2 separate regions of the Homo sapiens genome follow, and region 2 is linked to region 1. The links are chromatin loops, found by intact Hi-C in ENCODE. Cell type or tissue: HCT116. All regions are shown on one strand. Region 1 overlaps ASCC3 (activating signal cointegrator 1 complex subunit 3). Region 2 has its middle 66 kb from the start of SIM1-AS1.

Evidence for each region. Hi-C counts contacts between places; a loop is a spot of excess contacts. Peaks named below come from ENCODE experiments on the same cell type or tissue, not always from the same donor. Only the 100,000 strongest peaks of a DNase experiment are listed, where the experiment ranks them.
Region 2: it touches region 1 in a loop (4-fold over the local background); 6 of 110 quality-filtered maps call a loop at or near these places.

The regions. Positions count from the first base shown.
Region 1 is chr6:100,655,526-100,659,525 of GRCh38, reverse strand. It overlaps ASCC3 (activating signal cointegrator 1 complex subunit 3), which reads left to right. Exons shown (of 42, transcript NM_006828.4): 17 at 3,708-3,827. Among named protein-coding and RNA genes, the nearest start is that of SIM1, 190 kb to the right of the region's middle. In HCT116, a CTCF peak has its summit at 1,620 (motif pointing right); a DNase peak (open chromatin) is centred at 1,631.
Region 2 is chr6:100,325,676-100,329,675 of GRCh38, reverse strand. No RefSeq gene overlaps it. Among named protein-coding and RNA genes, the nearest start is that of SIM1-AS1, 66 kb to the left of the region's middle. In HCT116, CTCF peaks have their summits at 2,228 and 2,432; a DNase peak (open chromatin) is centred at 2,455.

The sequences.
Region 1 (4,000 bases):
TAAGCATAATTCCATTTAGTGATGTAAATGGTATTTAAATAATAAAACATATATCCTGACATTTTTCACCCATATGGTGAAGTATAGCCATTGTTGAACTAACTTGCTCATATTCTAATCTATTGGAATAGTTCCCTATTAAAATAAATTTTCCTGTTAAGGAAACAAACTCTTAAATTATTGTTGAATGTGAAATTAAATTTGGCTATCTGTGGAAATCAAGTGTGAAATTGGTTTATAAAATGAATATGTGCTGTGTTCTTTAGGTAATGAATTTTTAAGTCTTTAAATTCCCCAAATCATTGCAAGACTGTACAGTTGCACTAATCAACATTAGAGTCGTGCTAGATTAAGAATGTTGCCTCTATTAATATCTTTGATATCATGAGTATCAATTCTGACTATTAGTTTAGGAGAACTGGAGAAATTATTATATTAAGTTATAATTTCAATGCAAACATGTTATGAGGCACATTTGCTTATCGATGCATAATGAGACTGACTAAATAATCCTAATGCTGAAAGGTCACAAGTCCCATCCATATATAAAGTCACTTAACTTTACACAGAGAAATACTGAGGCTTATTAAAATTTATTCATCAGACATTACTGAGTACATACTCTGTGCCAGCTCCCTATAGTCTGTTCTTCAAAACTATATTAATCTTTCTTTCACTTTACATACTACATACATTTTTTATACGGAGTTCATCTCATCTCTGTAGAATGTCAGGTAAACACCTTGTCCTTGGATTTAAGGCCTCTACAATCTGAACGACCTTGTAATTCTGGCTACAATTACTCTCCAACACAGATCTTCTGCCCTAGACAAGCTGTTGTTATTCTATTCACTTGTAAATAGAGATACTGTCACTGGATTGTTGTGGAAATTTAAGAAATGCCTGTGCCAAGGTAGTTTACAGTAAATGATAGAGTCACTTACCATTTTCTGATAGTCTGTTGATATTCAGCCCCATTCATACTTATTGCCAGCACTGAAATTTTAGTTAAATAAATAAATGAATAGTAGCATAGTTTTTATATATATTTACTAGCTTATATATACATATATACACACGCATGCATACTCATGATGATTAGAGTATTTGCTTAAGTTTTTATATAATTTCAACAATTTTTTAAAAATACATATTCAAATAAACAATTGAGATAACCTTAAATACTAAAGTTAGATATGAAGTGATATTGAGTCTTATTTCTAAATTACCAAATTCGTGGGGGATTTTATTTTTCTCTTTTATTTAACAGAGCATAAAACTATCACACTATATACTAATGCCACTTTTAGAAATGTCATGTTAGATGTTTTTCTTTAAAAGCATTTTGAATAGGTATTATGTGCTAGGCACAATGGATGGTGGGTTTATATATGTCATTGTAGTTAGTTACATATGTCTCACCTCCATGTGACTCTGGAACTTCTTGAGGCCAGGGAGCATACTCTATTTGTTACCATATCCATTGTGCTTTACTCAGCACAGGCTTGTTACTGACTTACTATATGATTTTGAGATGAGGGAATAAATTTCAAAGACACACTATGAAAAAATTCCTGTTTTATAAAAGGTTCCTGTACTAAGTAGCCACTAGGTGACAGCAAATATTTACAAATACATTTTTATTTTTTGTCACTAGGTGGCATTCAAATATTACTCTCAAAATAAGGTATAGCATCATAAATTTACCTTCATTTTTCTGAGTAGTCTTGTCCTTTTTAGTGAACATTTACAACACTTGCTTTAGTTGATCGAATCTTTGCTACCTACTTTTTCCTTTCTTTAATCATATCACTGGTAGCAATAGGTAATTTTTTAATGTTAATTTACTATCTGATTTTGAAAATAATAGCAAGCTTATTTTATCCCTTATAAATTTTTCTACTCATAGGAGTTGTGTGATGTTACTTTAAAATAATATTCTAAGGTTATAAGGGAATGTAGGTCATTATTTTAAAGTAACATCATAAAGTCATGATGGGAATATAGGTCATATGTCTATGGTTTAATACAATTTGGTCTGTCAAATAATGGATTCACAAAGGAGAGACACTCTCAGATTTTTAGCTATATCACCAAACTAGTTTCATTTACCTAAGTAGACTAGAAAATGTTTAACTGTTTTAGTTGTAAATCTTCATGAATTGTTACACAGCTCCCACACTGGCTCAATTTTAGTTCTTGCTACTCTTATTTTGGTGGAAAGGCTTACAGTTTACACTGAGTATATATATTTACCTACATTATGGATGGCTTAGCCGTTTGTAATATAAATTTAAAAGTTAGTAGACAGAATCTCCCATATTATATTTCAACTTTTGGTCATTTCTCTGTTTTAGTAACAAATAGTATATCATAATACTATAATGAAAATTATACATTATAATGAAAATTATAGATTACTAAATCTCATCTTCAACTAACTAAAGACAATTAACCATCCACATATTTATTTCATGAAATTAGTTATACAGAATTATAATTAAAATTATAATGAAGGAGTTAAACATGAAGGTTTTACTTTCTTTAATATTAGGACTAAATCGAGAGGGTTTGTTTTTCCTTTTTTTTCTCCTAAAATTAATAATTTAGGTAGGGAACATCTCTTCTCCTTTAATTAAAGTTTTAGGAGGTTAAAAACAATTTCAGTTAAGGATTCAGGAAAAAAAAATACAACTATGAAGTTTTACAACGTGGGTAAATTTTTAAAGTAAAATAAGTACCTTAAGTAAAAATAAAATTACTACCTATAGAACCATTGGCTAAGGAAATATGTTTCTAAGAAACTTTTCATTGAAATTCTTTGTTAATATCATCTTCTAATAATTTTTTCTCTTTGTTATACAGCTCTTATATGCTATTGTTGTGTTTTTAAATTATTAACCTTTGATTTCATTTAATTAATATATCACAAAGCTACATTAAATGCTATATTTAAAAATATTTTCTTTCAAGATACAATCTGAAGAATTATCCACTGTTTATTATGGTTCAAATGCATGAATATTTTTTCCATAGGTTAAGTTTACTGATAAATAAAAACCACTCCCTGTTCTTGTACATGAGTTTGTTAAAATGTATGTATTATTAATATGTATAAATCACAACAAAATCTGCTTTGTTTCGTGCAAAACAGTGAATTTTTTATTGTATTCATATTACATCTTCACACTCGCAGTCCTGCAAATTCGTGTCTTGGGAGGTAAAAGCTAATGTTATCCCCTCTGTGGTTTTGGTGATGACAGTATACAGAATTAGGATAAAAATGAATAGAATTAACAATGTTTTGTTGTTTTTATTCAGATGCACTTAACACTTACATTTTTCAGCAGTGTAGTCACATAAAATGAAACTAAAATAAGTTGTATACTGAATAAGAAAAAAAAATAACAAATGTCCTTAATGCTATGTAGAATTAAACTCCTTATAAAGAAAAATAATTGTCTGCCATAATATTGAGTAAGTTCAGTTCTGAAAGATAACATTTCTCATGTATCATTCTCAATTAAATGAGGCAGGACTGATTTTAATTAATTGGCAAAGTGTTGTGTCCAGTCACTATGCCTACCTTTTTAAAAATACTGCATAATGATGTATTTTTAAAACTTCACCTCTGACAGAATGGACTTTGATGTAATGTTTATGTTCAACTTTAATACATTAATTTCTGTCATCTTTTTGATTTGCAGATTGCTCTGGGAACAGTTACTAATGTGGAAGAAGCAGTGAAGTGGATAAGTTACACTTATCTTTATGTACGGATGAGAGCAAATCCATTAGCATATGGCATCAGTCACAAGGCTTATCAGGTAGAAAACTCATTTATTAAAAAAAAAATTCAGACCTTCTTTTTGGTTCTTTCATGATATGAGGATAGATATTTGTTTGCTGCTCTTGCCTCATCTGAAAAGAGGTACCTAGAAGAAAAACAAGAGATTTAATATTTTTCAAAAAATTAGATAGGCCCCTGTAGTTATTAGGC
Region 2 (4,000 bases), 330 kb after region 1:
CCTATATGGGTTCATAAACTTTTTTGAATCCGTGGGTAAATTCTTACCTAGTTATAGCTACAATATTGCTTTTTCTTTATTCTCTGTCTCTTCTCCTTTTGAGACTCCAATTACATGTATATTACTTATGTTCTATATGTTTCTTACTTTTTTTTTGGTATTTTAATCCTTTTCTTCTGAGTATCAGTCTTGATTTTTTAACCTGACCAATGTACTAGTCCTCTCTTTTGGTGTATCTATTCTATAGAAATTATCTTTGAGTTCTTCTTTTTAATTATATTTTTCAGTTCTACAAGTTCCATTTGATACTTTTATTGTAGATTTCAGTACTCTGATAACACACTCCATTTATTTATTTTTTCCTAGAAATACTGCTAATAATTATTTTAATGTCTGTTTTATATAACTTTGATATTTGTATTACCTCTCAATGTACTTTTATTCCTTGCTTTTTCTCTTGGTTTCAGTCATGAGGCCCTGTTTTATTTCCTCATTGGAATTTTTTATAGAATGGTGTACCCTGTAAGTGACAAGATATAGAGGCTTTGGATAATGTTATTTTCTTTCACAGAAGATTTAAATTTCTTTTGGTAGAATGGTCGAATAAGAGAAAATAACTTTGATCTGGTTGAGCTGAACTGTTTCCAGTTTGCCCTTAGTTCTATAGGATAGACCTTCAAGAGATCTCAAAAAAGACTGGACACTTCTTTGGTGAGCCCTAAACTCCAGTTTTTGTGTCCCTAACACAGTAAGAGTGTAACAACACTGTGCTCAGCTTTTTAGCCTTTTATTGATGCTTTCTGCTTGATCTATCAGAGATTCAGCTTGCATGTTTTACATTTTAAACAGACTACTGGTCATGCTTCTCTATGGTTCCCTTTCTCTGGAGTTTTGATCTTTCAAGTCCTGACTGTCTTTGTACCATTGAATTTCAACTGTATACTGCTGTTTCTCTTTGGCCTTTTCATCTTGCCCTGTGATTGACAAATGCCCTGAGGGTGAAAACTGCTGTGAACATAGGCCTCACATCAATATGCTTCCCTTGGCTCAAATATTGGCTGCCTTGGTTTGGTCTTAGATATTTTATAGTAACCTTTTTCTTGGTATTTTATCAGTTGTTATAATTCTTATTAGTGGGAGAGTTATTATCCTATCCTGCAAGTGTTGGTTTGAGGCACCTGCCCAGATGAGGATGTTCAGTTCGCACTATGAGGTATAAGAAAGGAATTCAGGGGTGAGATTTATACCGAAGCCAGGGATTAAGAGTCATTGTAATATAGAGGTTTCTAGAGTTTATGGGATGGGAATGAATGAGTCTTTTAAGGAAACTGTGGAGTGTGCTAAAACACCTGAGATGGTAATCTTGATAAATACCACGTTTTGGGCTGAGTAGGGCAAGAGGAGTGGCTATAGTTGTTAGAAGAAATCCAGAAAATTATAATGCCACTGATAGTAAGAAAAAAATTTCAAGAAAGTTTGGAGTGTCAATCATTCAAGAGAAGTCAAGAGAAGAAATAAAAAGTGTTCATTGCATTAAATGGGAAATTTATACATAATATTGGCTAGAGAGATTTTAGAAGTCAGAGGGCAGTAGGTTAAAGAGGAGAGCAAGTGAAAACAGTGAATACAGACATATTTTGAGAAGTTTAATTATAAGAAAGAGAGAAAGGGAAAGGCCTTAGCATTCATATAGGTTGAAAGGGAAGTACTACCAGGGAGCAATAGGTATTGCCTAAGTTCTATGACAGCAGTGGCCACATCTGTATTGTGCTTAGTAGCATCTTTAGCAGTTAACAGAGGGCAGGGACATGCTTGGCGTTCAGTATTTTTGTGTTGAATGAAGGACTTAAATGGAGCTAATGAAGACAAAATTGAGACAAGGGATATCCAATGAAAGGAGATCACTAAGAATTTGTTGGGGGCAGGGATGGAATACAGAGAACTGAAGGAAGAAACCCTTCTACTAAGTTAGGAAAGATGCAAATGAGGAGAGGTGAAGGTGCACGTAAGTTTATAGGTGTGTGAATGGGGTAAGCAGTTGAGAAAGTTCTTGATTTATTTTCTCTGGGAGGGAAGAAGTTAGAGTGGTGGAGGGTGCTGGGATCAGAGGGCTGGCTAAGTCATTGTTTGAATATAACAGAGAATATTAATCCATGTCCCTAACTGGCAATTGATTTATGTCTTCCTTTCTTCTATTACAAAAACACACCTTTACTGAATTCCCTTGTACAAGTCTTCTTCTCCATGAAGTTCTTCAATGGTATTGGTAGAATTTCTAGGTGGGGGTATCTTCAATATTACTTAATCTTGCAGAATCACTTGTTAAGATATTATGAATTTACAATGCACCCATGTCGTGTGTGTGTGTGTGTGTGTGTGTGTGTGTGTGTGTGTGTGTGTGATTTTTCAATCATCAGCCCAGAGTTTGGAAGAGAGAAAGTAGGTATTTGGTGCCACCTATGGTTGATGTTTTATTGGAAGTGTGACAGAGGACATGGGTCAACAAAGTTGAAATGGTAAGAAAGGAAATAAGGACTGGAGTAGAAAGGTAAATTGAAAAGAAATGGAGGTTCAAGGAGTTGAAGATTGCAGTGTGGTCAAAAGCAAGTATATGAGAGAACAGGAAGTTCTAAGGCAGGCTAGGATAATGTGATGAGAGTGTGGAATATCGTTTAAGATTTTTGACTGTACATCAGTTACAGTAATTATAACATACAAATCTCTATAGCAGAAATAAAGTGGAGATGAAGGTGAATAGACTAGAACATTAATAGAACTGGGAAGACTGGGTGTTAAACACATCACTTACAATTGCCATTAAATTTATCCAGGATAACAGTTGGACGTTCCCCTAGATTATGTCACACATTTTGAAGGATCTTTTTCTGCCAGATAGCAGATGGGATGCAGACCCTGAAAATGCAGTACAGCAGCATGTGATCTTTGCCGAAAGAAGTTGGGAGCAGTCTTTATTTTGGCAGAGAGAAGGCTTTGCAATAAGCAGTGCTTGGAATTAAGACAAAGGTGTTTAGATGCAATGGTTATTGCATACGCTCAGTCTGATAAGTGGTCAGGGCTGAGTTGCAACAGATAGCAAAGAGGAAGGGACTGCAAATAACTATTCATGTCACATTTTACTCTATAATTTGATGTTTTGGGATCAGTGGAGATCAGTTGCTCAGTTGGGATCTCCATGACACATCCTACCCAAAAGCTGTTGATGCTACTAGTAGAGAGAGAAGTTTGAGAAGATGAGAAGTAAATGACTTTATGAAGATGGGACTGTCAAATATGCTTTATTCCCTTTGGTAATCCGCAAACAGTGGAAAGTCACTTCCCACCCTGGAGTAATGGTAAAGTCACCATGCCATATAGTACCTTAGTATTTGAAAACTGAATTTATCAGGCAGTTGGAGAAACTGCCCAAGTGTGTCATTTTGATTATAAAGCAACACAGGAGTGGTGGGGCTTGCAATCCTGAAGATGGTTGATTATTCCAGGTAGATGTTGAGGAATCACACAAAGTTACAGCTCCATCATTCCTGCTATTTTATATTGTTACTGAATCTTCTGTCAGTCCAGGCCAGCTGTGTTACAAGTTGTATCTCTTGTCTCTACAGTGGCAATTTACTTGACTATAGACCAATTTATCTATCATTTCTTCTTGCCTGAAAGTGGAAAAACAGAAACAGTTACATGCCCTCAGTTGGAGAACCTGGAATGCTTTTTTAACCCATTTGCCAAATGAACCGATTCATTTCTCACTTGGTTGAGTGGTTAGAATAAACTCTGTAGTTTGGTGAAAAAGTATTTTGTTTAAACCCTCTGAATTCCCTTTGTCTCTGAGTATCTGTCTTTTAAGAAAGAAACTCTGAAGTTTAGCTACAAAGATGGACACATGATTGGTTATTAATTGTTCTTACTGAACTTTAATCCTAGCTTATAGGTATTGATTGAGAGAAAAAGAAAAAAATCCTACCTGCAAGAAAATAATTACAAA